Linked DNA regions of Homo sapiens: region 2 is linked to region 1. A link is a loop called in an ENCODE intact Hi-C map of the cell type or tissue named here. Cell type or tissue: GM12878. All regions are shown on one strand. Each heading gives the region's core, and the rest is flanking DNA. Links, peaks and the distances in the headings are about the cores only. Region 1 overlaps ITFG1 (integrin alpha FG-GAP repeat containing 1). Region 2 overlaps ITFG1 (integrin alpha FG-GAP repeat containing 1).

Region 1 (12,131 bases), core at 1,420-9,419:
TCCTTTAACATTTCTTATACTGCTATAAAGAAAAATATAGACATAAATGACTACATAAATATTAAAAACCTTTTAGTGAAGGGTACCGTAAACAAAATTTAAAAAAAAAAAATAAAAGGCTGGGAAGTATTTACAACATATCAGGTAATAATAACAGCAGTACATAATAATAATAATAATAATAATAGCAGTTATTAAATGTGTACTGTGCTATACCAGGCACTATACTGAACACTTTACAATGTATTTTCTCATTCAATCCTTAGAACAGCTGTTTGAAGGTAATGTACTATTATGACTTCCATCTTACAAACAAGGATATGAGACTAACAGATAAGTGGCTAAAGTCTCTAACAATAAAAGATCTAAAAATCAATGAGAACATAATTTTAATTGGCAGTTCTTCAGAAAAATGTGAATGGCTTATAAACATAAATGTAATACTCAGCTGCTGTCATCATCAGAAGAATGAAGTTGTTTTTAAGCTCTTCAACTGTCAAGAGTAAGAAGCAATGTTACTAATACCGGCAAGATATGAAAAGACGCTCATACATTGTTGGAAATAAAAGTTGGTATAGCTTTTCAGAGACCATTTAGGTTTAACTGTTGTCATTTAAAATATCCATATCCTTTGACCAGATGACTGTCATCTGGAATTTCTCGTACAAGTTCCCAAAGAAAAATTTTCTCTCTATCTCTGTGTGTGTGTGTGTGTGTGTGTGTGTGTGTGTGTGTGTGTGTGTGTAATAGAGAACAGTTGGCAATAACCTGACCATCAATAGCATAGTGTTAAAATGAATGATGGCTTGGCCATATAATGGAATAACCATTGGAAAAACATGAGACTGTGTAGAAACAGGCAATTTGATAGGCTACTAATGGGAGACTTAAATTGGTACACCTTCTCATGGGGGATGTTTTCAATATAGGGATCAAAAGTCTTCAGTCAGACTATATCCCATTCCCTTTTGTGTGTGCTATATAATGTAGTGGAAAGAAAAATATTATAGAAAAATATATGTATCAGAACCCAATTAGGTTTTTTTTAAGGTTATATGTATTTACATATTTATATGTGCCTAGAAGAAAGCTTAGAAAGATGCATACCAAATTATTAACATTGATTATTCCTGGAAAGGAAGGATTTTGACTTTTTAAATCTCTCTATTGAATGTTATGATTGCTTTTGTAATCATTTTTAATAAAAAAATGTTTAAGATATATTAGTTATAATTGCCAAGAACACATAGAGAAACTGACTAAAAAGAAGCAAGACTGTTTGTCGCCAATAGTTTCTAAACCAAATGGGTAAAGGTTCTTCCTCCTTTGGCTTAAATCAAATTTTATTTTTAAAGGCAAGATGCTGGGTTCTACTTGTAGAGCTCTGTAGAATTTTAAAGAACTGAACTGTTACGAACCTCATGTTTCACAATACAGGACCAAAGTAGCTAGGGAGCTCTAAGACATTTGTAATCTTTACCAACTGATATCAAAAATTAAGAATGACATTTTATTCATTTATTTATGTATGTATGTATTTATTTATTCATTCATTCATTCATTCAGGTAAAGTAGTGAGTAGAGTACCTTAACATCCAAGAAAGTAAAATAGCCACCTCTGCAGCAGCTCATTAAGGACTGGTAACACATAGAGGTCAGTGTTCCACAGCTTTAAAAAAAAGTATTGATACAGTTGAAGACCCCTCCACTAGAGATAAGATGAAGCACTGTATCCATATTACCAATGACAGTCACCCAAGAAATGCAAACAGCTACATCACCCTCCCTCCTGGGGTAGATCCATCATACTTGTCATGAAGATCAACTGCATTGTCACTGGAGACTTGGATCCAGCCATCCTCCTGCACATGGTAGAGGTTAGCAGCACCTCCTGAGTAGGCATCTATGCAGGTGGCTTGGTAGATGGCTTGGTAGCTTACCTCATGGGCCAGATCATAGGCCTGCTCCATTTCCAGGTTATAGGAATAGCCCTGATTCATAACCCCATAAGCATACACAGAGCAAGAACCTACAGAGAAGGTGGCCCCTGAGATCTGATTCCCTTCAGTGTCCATGTAGCAGAGGCCAGGGCCTCTCCTATCCCAGCCACAGATCATGTTGCCTATGGACAGCCCCATGCCTTTGTACTGATACAATATGTTGTCAGGCAGCTTGGAGGCAGCTGTTACAGGGATGCATTCCTTATTTCAAAGCTCATACATTTGACTTTGCCGAGCCAACAGCCATTCTCAGAAGCTACAGTTCCCTGTGCCCCTAGCCATGATGGCTTCGGGTAGGGGTTGATCTCTGTCACCTTCTTTACCATCTGGAGGCAATGTAAGCACCCACTGCAGCCCTATAGTCTGCTGCAACTATGACTCCATGCCAGAACTTGAAGACCAGGGTGGTGATTCCAGGAAGCATTTTGATTCCCTGCTCCTCTGAGACTCCCCAGCTGGGCATGGCCAGCCTCAGCCCATCAGTGGGACTCCCTGGACCCAGATCCAGCAGATCTGCATAAACTGTGAGTCCAGAAAACCTGCACTGGTTCATAGCAGCCTCTCCAAATAGCTGACCAGTTCCATGTCTAGTGTGGGCAAAAGAAGGAATAACATTTTAAATTGCATGACTGCAAAAGGGTTTTTGTTGTAGGTTGTTGTATATTTGAAATTGTGACCAGACTTATAATAATGAAATATGTGCAGTAGTTTTGCAAAGGAAAATAAGGATGCATGCTCACTCAAATGTTGACCATATGATGCATAGATTATAGAATACTGTAGAAAGTCCGCTTTTATCACATGTTCTCATGTTTTAATACAATCTTCTAATAACAGAGTGTGCTACATCTCTGTGAAATATCTAGAAAAACTCTTTAGCTAAAAGGGTAGGATGGGTAAGTTACCAGGAAAAATTTTTATAAATTAGAATTTTAAAATTCATTGTTAGACAGGAGACAAAGAAGAAATCATTTATTCTTTCTAGTGGACAAATACTGTTCTATAATAGGTCATGAACAAAGTCACCTGAGAGTTTTCCAAGTAAATGTTATGGTCTGAAAGATTTTTTTCATTTGTTAAAGAATTGTTCTGGTAAACTATTTGTTTTGGAATTTTTCATCTGGAAAAATAGTTTGAATCCAATCATATATTTACCAGACATCATGCAAATTGAATATTTGGTACATTGGTTTCTATTCTGTGTTAAACGCTTAGAAATTTTGCTTTCTTATAATCAAACTCACCCAGAGCCACAGTAATATTTTTATATGAACAAAAGAAATCTCTATGTACTGATTTATTTAAAGTAATTATTAGAGGGCAGACATGGTGTCTCACACCTATTATCCCAGCACTTTGGGAAGCCAAGGCAGGAAGATCACTTGAGCTCAGGAGTTTGAGACTAGCCTAGGCCACATGGCAAAACCCTGTCTCTACAAGAAATACAAAAATTAACTGGGCATGATGGCACACACCTGTAGTCCAGCTACTCCGGAGGCTAAGATGGCAGGGTCACTTGAGCCCAGGAGGCAGAGAGGTTGCAGTGAGGCGAGATTGCACCACTGCACTCCAGCTGGGTGACAGAGTGAGACTGTCTCAAGAAAAAATGAAAAGTAATTATTATTAGAGAAAAATTAAACAATAATAAAATTTAGGCCGTATCATCTATTATTTTCTATATGCATAGAGAAAAGTGAAAGAATATACATATTTTGGGAAAATGCCTAGGAGCTATTACATAAAATAACACTTTACAAAGTTACTTCTGTATCTAAAGAAAATATTTTTACATGGCATTGTATTGCATTCTATAGTAAAAATGAAGATAATATAAACACTTTCATTGAGTACTAACTGGATGCCAGGAGTTGTTCTAAGTAACTTTCCTTGCAGTGTTTGATTTCATGTTAACAACCTATGCTCTAAGTACTCTTATTATACAGCTTACAAATGAGGATCTGAGTCTTAGAGGTTAAATAACTCACTCAAGGCCACAGAGCTGCTAAATAACAGAGCCAGGATTTGAATCTAGGTAATCTAGCTCCAGAATCTAAGCTCATAAATACTTTGCCTCTAGAGTAGGATTCAAGAGGGAAGACTTCATGGCTATGCAACGTATGATGCTTCTGTTATCTGAGAGATGCTTGGCAATATCTGCCCTACCACCTATGAGAGCAGCTGAAATTCTGTTGTAATAGATTCATTGCTTTGAGTTTATGAGACATTCTAGTTAAAATGTAGATATTCAGTGAAAAGTAATACACATCTAAACAGATAATGACAGTGTGCAGGAACTGAGGGTCAATAACTATAGAGTAGTAAATGAGGAAGAAGGGATGGACTTGGAAACTCCATAGAAAAGGAAAGAAGCCAGCAACCAACTAGCCTACAAAATCAGAGGATTTTTGCCAAAGGTTGAAAAGGGATAGCCAACAATTTTTTAATGACAGTACTATAAACAAAAAATGTGGAGATTTTTTCGTGTAATTTCACTGTGTACCGTTTACCGTCTCCTTTTAATCTAGGAAATACTACAGAGCCGATGCCACAGTGTTGATGTTTATATTAACGAAATGCCTTTCCTTTGGCGCACAGCAACCAGCAGGCCTTTTTACTGGAGAACGTCCCTTGTAATAATGCAAGCTGTGAAGAGGCGCGTCGAATGTTTAAAGTCTACTGGGAGCTGACAGACCTAAATCAAATTAAGGATGCCATGGTTGCCACCTTCTTTGACATTTACGAAGATGTGAGTTCAGAGCTGGGCTGTGTGTTTGAAGTTTAATTGCCTTTCACCTTGTCACACTTTAGCTTCATTCCATTTGACCAGAAAATGTGGACAACACAACAAAAAGCAAATGAGTTAATTAAGGAAAGCCCCTTTTAATGTTAAATGACAGATGAAACAAATCTATTGACAACATTGGCTGATCAGTACAGTCAAATATTAAAACTCTCTTACTTCATTTTGGGCATATTTGGATTAAACCACTAAAGCATCATGCTCTAAGACTGGCAGACCTGAATGTTCAACAGTAGACAAAATTACAGCCAACAGGCCGGGCGCGGTGGCTCACACCTGTAATCCCAGCACTTTGGGAGGCCGAGGCAGGCGGATCATGAGGTCAGGAGATCAATACCATCCTGGCTAACACAGAGAAACCCCGTCTCTACTAAAAATACAAAAATTAGCCGGGCGTGGTGGCGTGTGCCTGTAGTCCCAGCTGCTGGGGAGGCTGAGGCAGGAGAATGGCGTGAACCCGGGAGGCAGAGTTTGCAGTGAGCCGAGATTGCGCCACTGCACTCCAGCCTGGGCGACAGAGCAAGACTCCGTCTCAAAAAAAAAAAAAAAAAAATTTACAGCCAACAAATAACAGACCCTTGAATCTGCACAAGATCACAAAAGAATGAGTTTAGTGCTCAGTTTTATCTTTGTGACGCAGAGTAGCGTCTATTTCCACAGATTCTTGTGACTCTGACTGATTGCCAGGTGACCTTATGAAAGGCTTTAAGGTTCCAGTTTTCCCCTTTCTAAGGTGAAATGCCAGTTTACCGCTCTGAAAAATAATAAATTCTGAAAAAAGCAATGTTAAATTCCAGAATTAATGTATCACAGTATATCCTTGTAAGATAATTTATTTTTAAAAGTTAAGTGCCCAATAGGACATTTATGTCCCCATTTACCCCATTTTTGATTTTATTTTGTTTTTTATAAGAGACTTATTCTCAATTATATGAATTATTCAGGTCCTTGTTTTCCCGTTTCTCCTGCAATCAAATCTTGTGTTATTTCACTTTTCATTAGCAGATTCCAACCATAAAAGTAATTGACAGAAATATCACAAGGGGACAAAGCAAGAGAATTGACTACAAATCCATTTTTAATTTCTGTACATCAAAAATATGAATGAAATTTAAAATTGTTTTAAAACTGGGAAATAAATTTTCTATGAAAGTCAAATAGTTAATATTCATAATATAAAAGGGCTTATACAAACTGATATCATCAAAAATACTCTGCAAAACTAGAACATAGTTTACTACAAAAAGCCAAGTTGCTGACATATTTAAAAATATGATAAATGACCAACTTCATGAAAAGAATCAAAGGAATATCAATTTAAATAAGCATACATTTATTTCCTTCGACAAAATTAGCAAAGCTCCCTCCTTTTTGAAAGCAAATGATAAAATGCTGTGGTGGCAAGGGCAGATGAAAAGGTACTCCCCCTGATGGTTGGAAAGGGTCTGGCAGGTCCACATCATGGGCCTTTGAAACTTCATGCAAATTTGACTGGAAAGAAACATAGCAAAATGCTAATCATTATCTCCAGAGACTAAAATTACAGATGTTTTTTATTTTATTTATATTTTACTATTGAAACTTGGGTGTATATACTACCTATTTTTAATAGCGATTTTATTTTAAACATGAGGATGAATAAATAAGGCTACATTTACTTTATAAACAATATGCCATGCATTTTAATGGTCATTTTTTTTTTAGTTGGTCTAATAGTTTGTTCTTACCATTTTTGTTTGTTTTTTTCCAGGGAATCTTGGACATTGTAGTGCTAAGTAAAGGATATACAAAGAATGATTTTGCCATTCATACACTAAAAAATAACTTTGAAGCAGATGCTTATTTTGTTAAAGTTATTGGTGAGTAAAGTACTAACATTTAATTTTGTTCTCTTTCTCTTCCCCTCTCTCCACATATTCCAAAGAGCAAGGACATGCTCCGATGTACAACCCTCTAGATCAGATCAACCAGTACAGCACCATCCTGTCTATATACATAGACCCCATTCAGATTTCACCAGCTGTCCCAACAATATTGTTTTTTCTTTCTGGCCCAGGATTCTGTCCAGAAATATCTATTGCATTTAATTGTCCCATCTTTTCAGACTTCTTCAATCTGGACCAGTTCCTCAGTCTTTTCTTATTTTTCATGTCCTTTTCAGTTTTAAAGAATCCAGGCTTTGCATTCTGTGAGATAGCACTGTTTCCTCATTACCCAACTTAGGTCATGAATTATTTGCAGAAATTCCACTGCAAGGAGTTGCAGAATTGATGCTGTGCATTTCTCAGTGCATCATATCAGGAAGCACATGATGTTCACCTGTCCTACCACCATGATGTTAACCTTGTTCACCTGGTCACCTTGATGATCACCAAGTTTCTCTACCCTAAACTCACTGTTTTCCCCTTTGTAATTCATTAGTGTTTTGGGGGGCAATATTCTGATATTACATTAATAGGCTTTTCTTTATGAAACTTTTGCCTAGCACCCTTAGAGTACATTGACAACTCCCTGAATCAACCTTCTACATTTGTCAAATAATGATTCTCTATTTCCATCAATTGACATTCTACTGTTCATCTTGTACCCCCCTTGTCCCAAGCCTGGAATCAGACATTTCTCCAAGGAATCAGACATTTCTCTCTTTTAGTAGAGAACAGTATTTCAAAACCACATCCTGAAATGGTTGCCCAGTGTGCTCGTTGCTACTGGGTTGTCATTTCTTCCAGGTTCTCTCAATGGACACAGCTAGGAGAAAACAGGTATGGATTCACATATGTACATACAAGTCTACACATTTGTAACTATTTTTACATCTATTTACATTTGTATGAGCTAACTATAAAACCATGAATTCGTTGCAATAATTTCATTTTTCATCCAAATGGAGCACTTCAGGGTTCCTTCTAATTTCGTCTGTTTTTGTAGATATCTCTTCCAGCAGTGAGAAACGTGACTTCTGTTTTCCTCATTGTGTTACTTATTTTTTCATTGTAACCAGTTCCCACCCATGCTAGTAGTATCCTCCACCTGACCCCCATGTTTGTCATAAAGACCCTGTACATGTTTTGTTAAGTGCATGCCTAAGTATTTTATTTTCTTTAAGATGGCTGTAGAGGATATTGTGTTTTTAAGTTTTGCTTCCACATATTTTAGTGTATGGAAATGAAATTTATTTTTGTGTATTGATCTTGTATACAGTGACCTTGCTTGACTCACTAACTGGTTCTAGGAGGGTTTTTTGAAGATTCCTTGGGATTTTCTACATAGACAACTTCGTCTTCTGCAAAGAGAGATAATTTTCTTTCTAATCCCTATGTCTTTTATTTTTCTTGTGCTGGCTAGAATTTTCATTTACTATATTGAATAAGTGGTGAGAGTGGACACACTTGTCTTGTTTCCAGTGTTAAGGGGAAAACATTTTGGCTTTCGCCATTAAGTGTTATATTAGCTATAGAGTTTTTTGGTAGATGCTTTGTATCATATTAAAGAGGTTCTCCCTATTCCTACTTTGCTGAGAGTTCTATCCTGAACTGGTGTTAGAGGTGACTGTTTTTGCATTACTATTGTGATAGCCAACACCAAGAGACCCATGTTGATTTGTGTGACCAAAAAAGGCACATGTACTTTGTAGAAATATTTATTACAGTTTTGAAACAAGCATAAATAGCTGAACCCAGAAAAGCAACAGAACGTATTAGTGTTGAGATTTATTTTGAGAGATGAAACTGATATAACATGCATCCTTCCTTTCTAAACAGCAAATTCAGTCTTATTTGAGCTAAGAGTTTCACCTATCTTCATTATTACTGCAGCCACAAAATACTGATACATGAGTCTAATCATTTCTATACTTTTAATTATCCATGTCCTCTCTTTTGCCATTTTCAAGAAAGTATTATTTGGCTATTTTAAAGCTAAAAAAATTTAAATATACTGTTTATTTGGTATGATGTTAATTTTGGAGTTGAAGTACATTCCTTATCTCTGTCCTTCTTCAACTGGACACCTCTAGATAAGAAGGCAAGAAATTCTTAAAACTTTTGCTAACCTAATTGTGTATGTAATTAGAATAACCAAGTTCAGTTAATTGAAACAATGAGTATTGGAGTAAGAGTTTGGGATTTGATTCCTTAGGGATAAACTACTAAATCCAGGACAGTCATTTAACTGCTGCAGATTTGAGTTCCCAGGGGAACCAAACAGAAGTCACACAATTTCTAGGATGAAAACATCTCAAAAAAAAATCAGTCCTCCCAGCACTTCGGGAGGCTGAGGCAGGGAGAGCACTTGAAGTCAGGAGTTGAAGACCAGACCAGCCAACATGGTGAAATCCCTGTCTCTATAAAAAATACGAAATTTAGTTGGGCGTGGTGACGCGTGACTGTAGTCCTAGCTACTCAGGAGGCTGAGGCTGGAGCCTGGGAGGCAGAGGTTGCAGTAAGTCAAGGTGACATCACTGCACTCCAGCCTGGGCTATAGAGCAAGGCTCTGTCTCAAAAAAAAAAATAAAAAAATAAAATAAAATCAGTTATTTTACCTTTGCTCACGAGCATCATCCTTCTTGGTGAAAAGCAGCGTATTTTTAGTCTTCATTTATTTTAATATCACATTTAATCTCTCCTTCATCCATCCATTTCAGAATGCTTGGCAAGCACTCTGAAATCTAGGCTTATTTATTTGTGTCATTCACATTAACATCTCTCTTACTCCTAGTATGCTTTAATGATCTAAGCAACTTAAGAGCAGCCTCTGTCTTATTTGTCTTTGATTGCTGGGTGCCTAACACAGGGCCTGGTACATAGGAGACATTCAATAAATTTATGTCAAATAAATGTCCAGCTATCTTTTGAGGCATGGATTGGCTATCTTGATTAACAGTGTTCCCTTCTTCTCTAGTACTTAAGCAACACTTGATGCCTCTGACTCATCTGTGTCTCTAAGAAGCATTCTACCAAAATAGGTGAAACTCCAATTCAAAGTCAGATTTCCACCTTGACCTGTTTGCTGATATTAGGGACACAACTAAGTCAGTCATTCATTTCTTGAAAAGATTGAAATGCCTTTCCTGGTTTAACTTCTCAAGTCTACCCATCTTTTGCAGATTCTGTGTGACTAGAAACTCTAATTTACGTAATTTCTCAGGCTTACACCAAAAATGCACAGAAAGAGTAACACATGATGAGTGACAGTGAGTTTTTCCTCTCATTATTTTAATGGGCTCCTGTAAAACTAACTGTTTTGCTCCAACCTAGCATAAGTGTGATTTGCTTCAAAAATATACATTAAATTTAAATTAATAATTCTCTTTCAAAATATTGTTTTCTTTCTGTTTAATGAGATAACTGTGGGATTTTTCCTTCTTTCATTTGAATTTTGCCAGTGTACTTCAATAAACTTTTTTGAGACAGAGTCTCGGTCTATTGCCCAGACTGGAGTGCAGTGGCGCGATCTTGGCTGACTGCACCCTCCGCCTCCCAGGTTGAAGCAATTCTCATGCCTCAGCTTCCAAAGTAGCTGGGATTACAGACATGTGCTGCCATGCCTCGCTAATCTTTTGTATTTTTAGTAGAGACGAGTTTTTGCCATGTTGGCCAGGCTGGAGCCAGTGTACTTTAAAGGAACTATTTTCTCAAGTCTGAAGCTTAAAAAAAAGACAGATTTATTACTTAGTTCATCTGAATGTGGTATGTGCCTGTGCATACCTGAACAGATTAAAGATCAATTCTTTCTAGGACAGATGTTACGCATTAAGTACTAAGGAAAATTTCAAGTGCAAGAGATATTAATCTGTATATTGTTAAAACAAATCAAGTTCTCCCTGTGCTCAGCAAGTTCTTTTATTCAAGCCTTGAAACTACTTTTATACTAAAAGTTCTGTTTTATACTCTTAAAATAGAATGTGATTGAACTGTCTATACTTGTGAGTTTTGCTGACTAGCATGAGGGCCTGCGACTCCACTGCTTTCCATGCTCAAGTCTGCAAGTTCTTCCCTCGCACAGAGGTCCCCAGCCAGGTAGAACGGATGGGAATCAGAGCATAGGGTTTTTGTAACATTGATAAGATATTCCAATTCCCAGTTGTAATAATAATAATAATAATAATAATATGCTAAAGAGAGTAGGCAGTTCTCAGGGTGAGGCAAAAGAAGGTCTGACTTTTTTTATATTGATCATTTAGAAATTATCCACGTGGGAAAATGTATGCATATAATTTAGGGTCCCAAGTTCTTCCTTGGCATTTATTCATTTACATTTTTTTTAATTACAAAAACAAGATATTAGAGATGGGGAAAATCTCAAAAGGCATCTTGCCCAAGTCTAACCTAATGCAACATCTTAGCTTCTGCTTGAATGCTTTGTACTAAAGGAGACCTCACCTCCTCATAATGCAACACAGACTTCTTTTATGATCAGTTTAGTTGTTAGAAAACTCAAGTCAAAATGTGCATATTTAGTTAGTTCTGTCCATTGATACTCATGTCTGGTGTATAGTAGGCCCTTTATAGGTATCTGTTGAATTTTTTAAAAATTGTTCCAATAAAATTACTCTAGTTTTTATTGTTAAAGCACACCCTAACGCAGGGGTCCCAAACCCCAGGCTGCAGACCAGTACTAGTCTGAGACCTATTAGGAACCAGGCCGCACGACAGGAGGTGAACGGCCGGAGGGCGAGCAAAGCTTCCCCTGTATTTATAGCCACACCCCATCACTGGCATTACCGCCTGAGCTCTGTCTCCTGTCAGAGCAGCAGTAGCATTAGATTCTCATAGGAGCACGACGCCTATTGTGAACTGCACATGTGAGGGATCTAGGTTGTGTGCTCCTTATGAGAATCTAACTAATGCCTGATGATCTGAGGTGGAACAATCCTGAAACCATCACCCATCTAACCCCCATCTGTGAAAAAATTGCCCTTCTTCTGCAAAACCCATCTGTGGTGCCAGAAAGGTTGGGGACCACTGCCCTAACTTATAATCATAATAACAGAATACTCAGAACACATCATGGTCCTGCTCAGGAAAATGTAGCCTTTACATCATTAAATAGTGAGACAGCAAACTACCTGACAGTGAAATGACATGTCTGAGCCCTTCTTTAAAGTAATCCAGGGATGTGGAAGCTAGGTATACATGAAACAAGGTTGGCCATGTGTTGTTGACAGTTTTTCAAATTGTGAGAAATGTGTGTGAGGTTCATTCTGCTATTTTCAGTTTTATATATGTTTATACTTTTGTTTGAAATGTTCTGTAGTAAAAAGTTAAAACAGAAAACTGAAGAGAGTCTTGAGAATCTCTAATCTGGAGTTTAAGAATCCCTGGCCTTCAACT
Region 2 (12,131 bases), core at 1,465-9,464, 130 kb before region 1:
CATTCCCTTGAGCTCTGTCTCCTAACTTACCCATCCCTGACCCCTGTGCTCCCTCCCCAACACTTCCACTCTGTCTTCTGGAACACCAGCTCCACCATCAGCTCTCATCTGCATTCTTGCTTCTTTTCACAGAGTTCCTTTCACAGTTGTGGAAGCATCCCCCGTAGCTGCCTCTAATGGAATATGCCACATGCCTCATATTTTGGTGTTTAGAGATCAGCAACTTTAATCCCCAGTACCACTTTCAAATTATTTCTCCCCGAAATATCTGCAAATCTCCTCCTATGAGGTTTCTGCCACCCCGTTACACCAAACGTCATCTTCCTTTTTTTATTACTAGCATCTATCAATTTCTAGTTCACTGGAGACATAACATCTTCTGGACAGTTGTCTAACTCTTGTCATCATTTTAGGTGATTTCAGTGTCTGCAGAGATGAGTCAGCCCAGCACCAGGACCTCCCCACCTCAGCCAGCTCAGTTCGTTCCCTGCACCTTGTAGGTACCAGAAAATATACCATCTCCAAAACCACCAGTCACATAGCCACTCTCCTACTACCACCCCTTATCCCTCTAGGTTACATGCTTAAGTGCCCTCCCTGCAACGCTTTTTGGATCTCACTGGGGCCTGCAGTCCACTGATCCTGCTACTTTATATCCACTCATCCCTCATCCAGCCTCCATTTCCCTCCTATCCATGGTAAATTATTACTAACCCTCTCTTGCAAATATGCTTGGCTTCTCTCATTCTCTCACATTCAGACACCCTAATTCTAGGTAAACCCAGCCACCTTCCTTCTTTCTCTTTCTCTCTTTCACACACACACACACACACAAAATAATTATTAGGTTAGGAGACTGTCCTTGATCTCAGTCTCACATTCTAAATTCAAGTCCTCATTGTGTTCTTTCTCATAGTTCCTGAACTTTTTCTTCATTTCTTCATTTCTATCACAGTTTGAATTTGAAGTTCCCTTTCTCATCTTCATGTATGGCCGGTGTTCTGTCTTGCTCCTTTCTTCTGCTCTTCTCCTCCCCTCCCCCTCTACTTCCTCCCTCCCTTTTGCTCCCATTGGAGAAGCAAGCAATGCATACATTTTAGCAACAGCTAACAGCTGTACCTACTCCATTTTGGCATTTAACAATGTATTTGCTCTGAGTTGCAGCCGATTAACTTTTCTTCAGAGGCAAATGTAGACTTATCTCTCCTTCTCCTGACCACCCACCACACTATACTTAAGAAAATGGAAAGGGATAGGTGAGTGTTTTCTGCTACTATCACGTAGACTAAAGTAAAGGAATATCCTTTGGATAACAGATTAGATGTAAATTGGGTCTTCAGATATCTAAAACATTAGGCAGGCTTTTACCAAGAGACTGATATGACATTTAGCAGCAGATTGTGTTACATGGTTTGATATTTCTTCACACCTGCTTTCTGAATATAGATGTGTTCTTAATTTGATATCTAGGATTGCATACTGCTGACGATAGACATGAGGCAATAACATTGTATTTTCTGCATAAATGCATGAAAGTGTTTGAAACTTCACTTCTTTGACATTTTGAAATTGTATATTTTCATTATTAAGAGAACTCTAGAAGAGAAACTCCATTTAAAAACAGTATATGGTGCCGGTAAATACTCGGCTCTTACTATAAAGTGAGGGCACATTTTTTAAATAACAAAGTAGAATTACTGTTTTGCTTTTATTATACAGTGTTTCCCATCTATTAATTTATCCCCAACAGTGATCCTTAGTCACCTAAGGGGATTGCTTTCAATCATAATTGACAGATTTGTTCTGACATTTTAACTTTTACTAGTTACTTTTTTCATGGGTTTAGACTGTAATACAGATTTTTGAATCAAGCTTTTTGCCTAGGCATGAAACATGATTAAACAGTGTGACCTGCCAGATGTTTTAATCAGAATGACAATTTACGGCATCCCTAAGCAGCATATATTATGCCAATGAACATAAATGATCATGGTGTCTCATTGATATTTTCATTTTCTATTTTTATTTTTATCTAATTAGACTCTTTAATGAGCTGTATATATTGTGGAGCAAAATGTCATCATAATTTTAATATACAATATAATGAATATATGGTAAATAGCTTTAAATTGTTTGAATTCTTATCTAGTTAGGTTGAAGATGAACTAAGTCTGTTTCTATCCAATATAGTTAGTTTACTGTGAACTAAAGTCTATTAATACTAAATGTTCTAGACCACTGATGTGGTTAAGAAGGAAATAAAATTAGCATGCAACTTCAATAAGCCATGTAAAAATGTTTTGTCCAAGATGTTCACATTTCTCTTAGTAGAAATTGTCCATAATCATAATGGACTCTTCATATTGTATATTGGCATGAAAAACAAAAAATATCTAAAAAGTATTATTTAGCTGCACCACTCCTGTCTATCTCCCAATACCAACAGAACTAATTTTTTTCATAAATGGTCTTTTGAAAACTAGCTGAAGTCATGGAGTAACATGAAACTTTAGTTTTTAATTACTGGAGATCTCATTTCACCCTTTGCACTCAGGATCTCAGATACCATTCATAGGAATCAGGTGCTTATTACTTGAGAATGTTTTTGGTATACATTTTTAGAAATACAAGTTAATAAAATATGGGATAAAATGAACTGAAATTATGTAGGATGACCTTTTACAAATTGAGAGATTTATAGAGAGATGTGTCTTTTTTTTTTTCCATTTAGATTTTTGGAAGCACCTTAATTATAGTGCTTCTGGCGAGTAATGAAAACTTGGCCTTTCTGCTCTAGGAAAACATAGTCCACATGACACAGTACTTTTGACAGAATTCTCAAAGACAGTGTGTGTTTGTGTTTTTGTGGACTTTACCTAAAGATAAATAGAATTTTGTTTCTGAAAAAGCTTTAAAAAGTGAAAATAGTGTATGTCGATGAGTCATGAGCGATTCTCAAACAAATCTACCAGGAAGGCAAAGTGAGCTAAGGTTGAGGGTACTTTTTGACATCTTAGAATTGCTCAGCTGACTTAAAAGTATATAATATTTTCTCATCGATTTAGTAATTCTGATCAGTATGCTACATGTACACACACACACTTTTTCTTAAAAGCAGCACAGACTGTATCTTCCAGATGGCTTTGATAAATCTAGGTTTAAATTCTTCTGTCCTCTTGGGCCACAGTGAATCTTTTGTGAACATTAAAAATATAATGCAATGAGTTCTCTTACAAAAACATGTAGAATCTGTACTAAATAAGTTCTTAAATCCTGCTGCTCTGCAGTATATCTTTCCCATTGCTCACAAGCATTTCTAGCATTATCCTGAAATTAATGCTAATTCCAGCATACAGATCCAAGTATTTTAAAAAGTTGAGTTATCCTTTAGGATGAGTCCTAACCTATTCTGTTGACCAAATTTTAATTCACATAAAGAGACTTAAAACATATGTTTTAAATGACACTGATATGTTAGTGTGTTATGTTTACCTATAGGCAACCCCTTAATCTCCAAAACATGTAATAGCCAAATGTTTGATGAAGTCTATTATAATTACATGGTCTTGTATTTAGTGACTTAACTTTGTCACTGTAGAAAAACCAAAAAAAATTTCTTTTTTTTTTTTAGACAGAGTTTTGCTCTGTTGCCCAGGCTGGAGTGCAATGGGGTGATCATGGCTCACTGCAACCTCCACCTCCTGAGTTCAAGTGATTCTTATGCCTCAGCCTCCCTAGTAGCTGGAACTACAAGTTCTTGCCACCACGCCCAGCTAATTTTTATATTTTTAGTAGAGACGATGTTTTGCCAAGTTGGCCAGTCTGGTTTCAAACTCCTGGCCTCAAGTGATTCTCCCACCTCGGCCTCCCAAAGTGCTGGGATTACAGGCATGAGTCACCACACTCGGCTGCCACTGCTCATTCTTGAAGGATCTTTCCAATCTACCAAGGACCTTCTCCTTAACACCTAGGAGTTCAATACCAGTATAGCCCCTTGGATAGTGTATGGTGCACTGCCTCATAGCATCGCACTGCTAGTTATCTAATTATGCTAAAGGAATACAGGCTCAGGCACCCTCGAGTACAGTGTAGTCAGAAAAGGAGCAGACACCTTAAGGGGTATTGTTGGCTCTTGTTAGAGGGCCAGGAAACTCTGGGGACCATGTCACCTTCCCTATCTCTTCCTAAGCATCTAAGTTCTAGTTGCCCTAAAATGGCAGTGCTACCTCTTTTCTAGCTCTGCATCTCTTAATATTTGTTTCTCCTCCCTCTACTAGCTGGTCAAATTTATCTGTCTTTCTCCATTTAGAATTCTGGTCCAACAAATAGTTATTATCCATCTTTGGACATAGCTTCTCATGCTTGGCCTCTTCTTTAGTTACCTGCCAGTTGTGGAGGGGTGGCCTTGGATTAAGACACCTGTGAGCTAGTCAGTACTTTTCTGATCAAAAACCTGTGGCTGGGTGATTTTTCTATTACTTACATTTAGGTTGTTAAATATTTTGTCCCAGAGGGCTCTGTAAATTTTGTGAGACCAGTGTCAGATATTGTTCCTTACTGTACATGAGAGCACCTCAAAGAAGCTAAGATTTATTAAGCCCCTTACAACAGAGCATTGTGTTAGACAGTCTCCATACATTATTTCATTTCACCCTTTTCCGATTCATGCGTGAAATCAACTTACTATAAATGGTGATATTACACCCACTTCATTGATAAATTAATTAAGAAGTAGAGAAAACAAAGGCCCATAAGTCACATAGCTAATGACTGGCACAGCTGACTCTGATTCCCAAACCTGTGTTCTTTGCAGTCTATACCATAATGTGTAAAACTCAAGTCCTTACAATAGATCACAGGGTTCTGCACAGCCTGATGCCTCACATTTCAGACCTGATCTCCTCCTCTCCTGCTCTATTTCCCTGTCCCAGCCACACAGACCTCCATGGCCTGTGTTCTTGAGACACACTGTCACCTCCAGCCTTTACACGGCTGAGGCCCAGCAGGACGCTCTTCCCCCAGATATCCACAGGGCTCACTTCCTCATCTCCTTCACATCTATTTGTTTTGTGGTTTTTGTGGGCGTTCGTCGTTTTGAGGGTTTTTTGTAGAGACAGAGTCTCTTTATGTTGCCTGGTGCTGATCTCAAACTCCTGGGCTCAAACGATCCTCCCTCCTCAGCTTCCCAAAGCGCTGGGATTACAGGCATTAGCCACCGCACCCAGCCTCCTTCAGATCTTTACTCAATATCACTTTGTAAGTTTGCTTTCATTAAATTCCAAACACCCCTCCCACATGGACACTTCTTATCTTTATTTTTCTCTTTAGTGTGACCTATTTTACTTACTTATATGTAAAAATAAAGGAGCAAAAGTTTCCGCCAAGAAATACTCTTGTATTTCCAGTTAGAACAGTACTTGGCATATATTAAGCACCCAATAAATATTCCTTGAAAAATGGACGAAGGGATAGGTGTATATGTCTATGCATATATGTCCCAATAATGAAATAATTCCTAGGATATTAATGCATCAAAGGTAATATAACTGAATTCTGATTCCCATATGAGGGTGTCAGAGTGGGCAGAAAATAATTTAATAACCAAATCCTTCAGTAATCTAACAAGATGCATGCACATATATATTTCTAATATTTATCCTGACTTTCAAAAAGGATCTTCAGAAGCCTTTCACATAGGTCACATAAGCATAACAGAATTATACTTAGTGTTTTTATTACTGTTTCTGAAAGAATTTGAAAGAACTTTAAACACTATATATGCTGCAAAATATGGACAAAAAATTTAAAACGTCTCAGAGATGATCTGAAAGATCCCAAGAGTTGTTAGGCCCAGGGCATTAAATACGACCTAAACATTTAAGCAACATTAAAAATTAGTGCACTAAATTTTACTCTGAGTAAATTGGTAGCTAAGACAAAAAAGGAAAGTTATTTGAATGTCTCATAGAAGAAAGTACCCACATTCATCTACAGAGATACGTTTACTTGGAACTTCAATTCTGTGAAAATATAGGTGTCTTTATATAGACTCTCTTCAACTGTAGGATTATAAAACATTCAGAAACTTTGCTCAAATGTACACTGTGTATAAGTGCCTTGTATAGTAGTTGAGGGCATAATATTAAATTATAACTAAGTCAACATATTTCCCTGAGTAACCTGATCTGAAGTTCTCTGCCATGTCCCTTTCCCACCTTTGTGCCTCTGCTTGTGGGTTCTCCGTGCACCTGTATGTGTCCAGATAGTCCCTGTGCTTCAAAGCCTGATGAAACTTTCTTAATGCCCCCCAGCTACTAAGATTCTCTACAGGCTCGGGATTCCCATGGACTTTATTTGTCTCTTCCTAAATGATATTTTTCACTTCAACTTCATATAAAAATTATATAAAATTGAATTACAAGTATTTGAAATAGTTGTCTAATCACTCAAACTAGATTTTTCTTTAAGTATAATGTATTATATGCAGTTATATTCATTAAATATTTGTTAAGAGAGCAAATGAGCCTATTTCAGTATTGGATTTTTAAAGTAATACCTTATACAGTTCAGGCAAAATATTTCTGTTAATAAGCATTATTGGCCGGGCACGGTCACTCACTCCTGTAATCCCAGCACTTTGAGAGGCCGAGGTGGGCGGATCACCTGAGGTGAGGAGTTTGAGACCAGCCTGGCCAACATGGTGAAACCCCATCTCTACTAAAAATAAAAAAATTAGCCGGGCGTGGTGGCGGGTGCCCTGTAATCCCAGCTACTTGGGAGGCTGAGGCAAGAGAATCGCTTGAACCTGGGAGATGGAGGTTGCAGTGAACCGAGATCGCACCACTGCACTCCAGCCTGGGCGACAGAGTAAGACTCTATCTCAATAAATAAATAAATAATAATAAACAAGAATTATTATATCTGGTTTTATTTCATTCCGAAGTTATGTCAGTTTATGTAAGGTTATTTGCAGCATTCATCTGTTTTTTCCCCTTGATTTCACATACAGAACTCATTACCAAATAAAGAGCAAAGACTTAAAAACCTCACAACAAACTTTCAGCTAATGATGCTTCCTTAGGAATTCTCTGTCACAATGACTGGTGATGTCAGCCCATGCCATGCCTATGTCAGATTCAGTCCTGATCCTCAGTGATTACCACCTTTATCTAAGTGTGTATAACTGTCCATCTGGTGAACTGAATGGATGAGCTCCAGTCTTAACAGACTGAAAAGGAATGCTTCTCCATACACATCTCATGCTGCTTTTCTTTCCACGTGGAAGTTCATGGACCTGAAAATGGCTTATTTTAAGCTTTGTACCCAAACTAAAATCTTTGCATTCGATAGGCATTTTTTGTCCAGTCTGACAAGCTCTGTCTTTTGGTGAACTTGTTTAATTCACTGACAAGTTATTAATGTTCTTATTGCAACAGTTGAGTTTACATCTGCCTTCTGTTTACTATGCCTCAGTCCTTTGGTCCTCTACTCCTACGTTACTGCTTTCTTTTGCTTTCAGTGAATATTTTCTATTGTAACATCTTAATTCCTTTAGTAACTTTTTTAACTTTTTATTTTGATTAGTGGTTGCTATAGGGCTTACTACATATATCTTATCAGAATCTACTTCAGATATGTACTAACTTAATTGCAGTGAGACATGGAAATGTCACTTGTTTATAGCTCTATTCTCTTTCCCCCTTATTGTAATACATATTACATCTATATATGTTACAAACCCATCATACTTTGTTATAATTATTACTTTATATAATTTTATGTCTCTTAAGCTTAGAGAAGACAGTAGACAGATATTATTTACAATGTTTATTATATTAACCTTCTTAGTTACTGTTTCTGGTTCTCTTCTTTATTCCTGTGAATTCAAGTTACCATCTGGTGTCATTTTCTTGGTCCATTGCAGTTTTGCTCCCACTCACCTTCTTGGTGTTGCTGGCAAATATATTACATTTCTATATATTATGGGCCTAGTGATACAATTATATACATATTGTTTTATTACAGTTGCATTTTTAAATCAGTTAAGAAAGGAGAAGGAATATACATTTAAACTGTCTTTTTTAACTACATAATTCCTTTACTAATTGCACCATTTTTTCCTATGGATTTGAATTACTATCAGGGGTCATTTGCTTTCATCCTGAGCAACTTTAGTATTTTTTATAAGGTTGTTGCGGGACAGTCAGACCGAAAAAGGTTCAGGAGAGTTTATTAAATTAAGGTGATCACCGGCTCAGCCAGACATATGTCCAGAAAGTCTGAGCCCTGAAAAAGGGCTTTTCCTACTTTTAAACATCTTAAGGTGGGAGCTAACATGAGGCGGGAAGCGAGTTACAGAAGCAAGGAACAAAGGCAGCATTACAACATTCCTTATATCTTGAGGGAAACATGTCTTGCAACCTAAACTTACCAGTCTTGTGACCCTGCAGCCGTGCAGGAACTTCCTGGGCCTGTAATAAACTTTGAGGAATATGGAGTTGGGGAGTACAGATAAGGTACACTGTCCACAGAGAGAGGACAGGCTGTTAATATTCTCTTTTAACTTGAGTGTAAGACGGGGTCACACTTTGCAGCAACTTTAAGAGGATTTTAAAATTTCTGTTACTACTACTATTAGGTTATAGTTGATTTCATTAATTCCTTCTTCAAGGTGAGTCTGCTAGCAGTGAATTATCTCCGTTTTTCATTATCTAGAAATGTCTTTATTTCCTCTTAAATTTTAAAATTAGTTTTCCTGAATGTAGGACTTTTGGTTGACAGGAGCTTTTTTCTTCCGTCATTTGGAGTATGTCATCCCACTGCCTTCTGGTCTTCATTGTTTCTGATGAGAAGTCACCCATTAAACTTATTGGGATTCTCTTCTATGTGATGAATAGTTTTTCCCTTGCTTCTTTCAAAAATTTTCTTTTTCTTTGGTTTTCAGCATTTTTGCTATGATTTATCTATCTGGGTCTCGATCTCTTTGCATTTATTCTGCATCACATTTATTGAGCTTCTTAGATGTGAATATTAATGTTTTTCATCAAATTTGGGAAGGTTTTAGCCATTATTTCTTCAAATTTTTCTTTGTCTTCTCTCTCTCTCACTTCTACTAGAGAACTTCCATTACGTATATCTTGGTGTACTTAATTGTGCCCCACATTTCTTTGAGATTCTTTTCATTTTTTCCTTATCCTTTTTTTCTCTCTGTTTTTCAGGCTGCTTAATCTGTCATGAAGTTTGCTAATTCTTCTGGCAGTTCAAAGCTAACGTTGAGCCCCTCAAGTGAATTTTTTATTTCAGTATATTTACTTTCAGTTCCATAATTTCCATTTGGTTTTTTATCATTTCTGTCTATGGATATTTTATATTTGATAAGGCACACTTCACTTCTTTAAGCATAATTTCCTTTTTTTTTTTTAACATATTTGTAGTGGCTGCTTTAAAGTTTTTGTCTGTGAAATTTACATCTGGTCCCTCTCACAGCACTGTCTGTTGCCAGGTTTTTGGTTTTCTGTTTTCTTGTATATGGATTATACTTTCCTGTTTCTTTATGGGTCTCATAATTTTTTATTGGACATTTAGGTAATTGTTATGGTCATTCCACAGAAAAAGTATGCACAGTCTTCCCTCCGAAATTTGGCTCAAAAGCCAAGAAGGTATGAGAAGGTTTATCAATCACATAAAGAGGCTTTGTGGGAACCGCAAGGCAGGCCTTCCAAACTGGTCTGAAAATGATTTGAGAGATCAAGGACAGGAGACTGCCTTGGAAGGTTATTTGTGTGCTGTTTGGAGGTGGGGCCTGGGTGAGGTTCCTATGCATGAGTAGGGCTTGAGGGGCATGAACCTCCCACCAGCACCAAAGGAGGCTGGCTTTTTTACCAGCTTGCCCAGATATAGGGCACAAGAGGAAAAGGGAGGGGTAAGATTTAAAAGCTGTCAACAGACAAATATTAAAAAATGGAGCCAGATTCTTTTCCACAATAATATACTGTAGCAACTTTGGATACTGCCCTCCACTCCCCAAAGCTTGTTATTGTTGTTTGCTTGCTTATTTGTTTAGTGACTGGCTAGACTATTTCAATAAAGATTATTTTCCCTGTAGTGTGAAGCCTTTGATGTTGCTCCTCAGAGGCTACAGCTTTGGAGACGTACCTTGTCATCCTGGTATGACAGTGGTTTTAGCAGGGCTCTCTTTGTCTCCTTCTGGATCACACTCAGCTGTTAGGCTTCAGTAATTGCCAGCTGATTGCTCTATTTTTGACAATACCTTGGGTCATAAATTGCTCCATGGTCTGATATAATTAAGTTTGGATTCCTTTGCAGGTTTGTTCTGTAGGTTGGTGTTGTAGGTTTGTCCAGACTTCAGGAAGGTTATCTGTAGATCTTCATTCCCTAGTTCTCTCTGTTAAGCCCTGGTCTGTGATTTAGTTTGATTCTTTCATGAGGCTGACTGCCTTCTCTCTATTGCTTTCCATCAAACCTCCATTTGTTTTGAATATACCCTTAGGCTTGAACTTCCCCACACTCTGTTTTAAATATTAGGGGACAGCTTTGTAGCTGCCTGTTACAGCCTGACGCTTCTCCTGGGCAGAATCCCTGAGCATGGCTCCAGAGGTGAGAGTGAGGACAGTGACACACTTTCCCCCTGAGAGGCATCCCTGCTTTAGGATCAGAACACTGCATTGGAGTGGTAGCTTCTGATCTTTGCTTCCCTTTCCGGCATTGAACCAAAGGCCTACAAAAGGGGTGGTGTGTGAGTCGCTAGGCCCCTGCCATTCTTAGTGTGCTGCACGAGAGATGGATCCTCCACCTTTGTGAGTAGGGGCTGGATTGAAGAAGGGGTGTCCCCAGCCTCTTGACCTCACACTCTTGGAATTTAGCCTCTACAGCATATAGCAGGAGGAGATGAGAAATGGTGGCCTGCCCCGCAAGAAGTTACCACAGTCCTTGACTAGGAGCTGGGTGGAGGGGGAGCCCTGTGTTTTTGGCTGCAGCTTCCTGAAGCAGAGTTTCCTTCACACTGAGCTAGGAGGAGGAGAGAAAGAGCAGGTAGTAGTTCAAAAGTTACAGGCTCTTGCTCTTCTTGTCTGATTTCAGTATATTTTCTTGAATAAATGTTTCTTCGTTTGTTATATGCTCTCAGAACAATTTCCAGAGACTGTAAATTTTTTTTTAATAATTTCCCCCAGTTATGCTTGTTTTACTGGAGAGCAGGTCTGTAGGGATCACACTGTCATTCCAGAAGGGAATTTTTACAATTGGTAGGCATTTGCTGACCTAAAACTCATCAGTCCTAATGCCGGATAACAGATGTTTTTTTGTTTAAGTCAATGGCCTTGAATTTTGCCCACTGTTTTGGCTGTGGCTTTTTTTAGGATGAAGGTTTTATCATGTATGCTCCAAAGGAATATTCTTCCATGTTATAGATTAGTCTGTAAGTTAAATATGATCAATTTACAAAACAGCATTAGAACTGTCCTGTCTAGCTTAACAGCCTTTCCTTGTTTTTAGTGCAGTGTTTTAAGTCTTCAGTTTTAAAAGCTCAAAGTTTTGGTTCTCTTGTAAGGCCCTTTGACATTAAAAAAGAAAGGTTGAAGTCTTCTCATTGAAGTGAGCACTCAGCATGACCTATAACTAGCATTCTGCTATTACAGCAGGCAGAGAAAACTGAGGAAAAAGAAGGTTCATTAGAAGTTCTTAGTCACTGTAAGGTTTACTCTTTGCTGCATTAGAATGATTGAAGATAGGCTTTCAGAGTTAACATTGTTTTTAAAATTATTTCATGTAGCTTTTGAAAGGAAGCCTTAATATTTTTAATATACATTTTATTTTCATGTTTAATCACTATTATACTTGTTTCTGCTTCAAGAGAAATTTTTTGTAGTTTCACATATTAAGTTTAGGGACTACTTTAATCAAATGCCATATGCTGGGGAAATTATTTACTTCTCAGAATTACCAACTTCAGATTGTGTACCACTGGAATGCATATAAGAGCAATTTTTATAATTGTTAAGTGTATTTAGTGTGTATTTTACATTAATAAACTTTGTTTAATTTTTTTGAACTAATTTTATTAGAGGCCATGAGTGTGCCTCATTATTTTAATAAATTACTTTAACCTGAAG

The links. A loop is a pair of places that touch in the nucleus more often than their neighbours do. Peaks named below come from ENCODE experiments on the same cell type or tissue, not always from the same donor. Only the 100,000 strongest peaks of a DNase experiment are listed, where the experiment ranks them.
Region 2: a loop joins it to region 1, with 2.0 times the contacts of the local background. A loop is called at or near these places in 2 of 110 quality-filtered maps.

Annotation. Positions count from the first base shown.
Region 1 is chr16:47,253,160-47,265,290 of GRCh38, reverse strand. It overlaps ITFG1 (integrin alpha FG-GAP repeat containing 1), which reads left to right. Exons shown (of 18, transcript NM_030790.5): 11 at 4,596-4,746; 12 at 6,551-6,659. It also overlaps the pseudogene LOC100422275. Among named protein-coding and RNA genes, the nearest start is that of ITFG1-AS2, 14 kb to the left of the region's middle. In GM12878, for the core only: a CTCF peak has its summit at 6,234; a DNase peak (open chromatin) is centred at 6,200.
Region 2 is chr16:47,385,228-47,397,358 of GRCh38, reverse strand. All of the region lies in intron 6 of ITFG1 (integrin alpha FG-GAP repeat containing 1), which reads left to right. Among named protein-coding and RNA genes, the nearest start is that of ITFG1, 70 kb to the left of the region's middle. RefSeq lists an enhancer at 10,281-10,781. In GM12878, for the core only: no CTCF peak of the experiment used is centred there; a DNase peak (open chromatin) is centred at 5,058.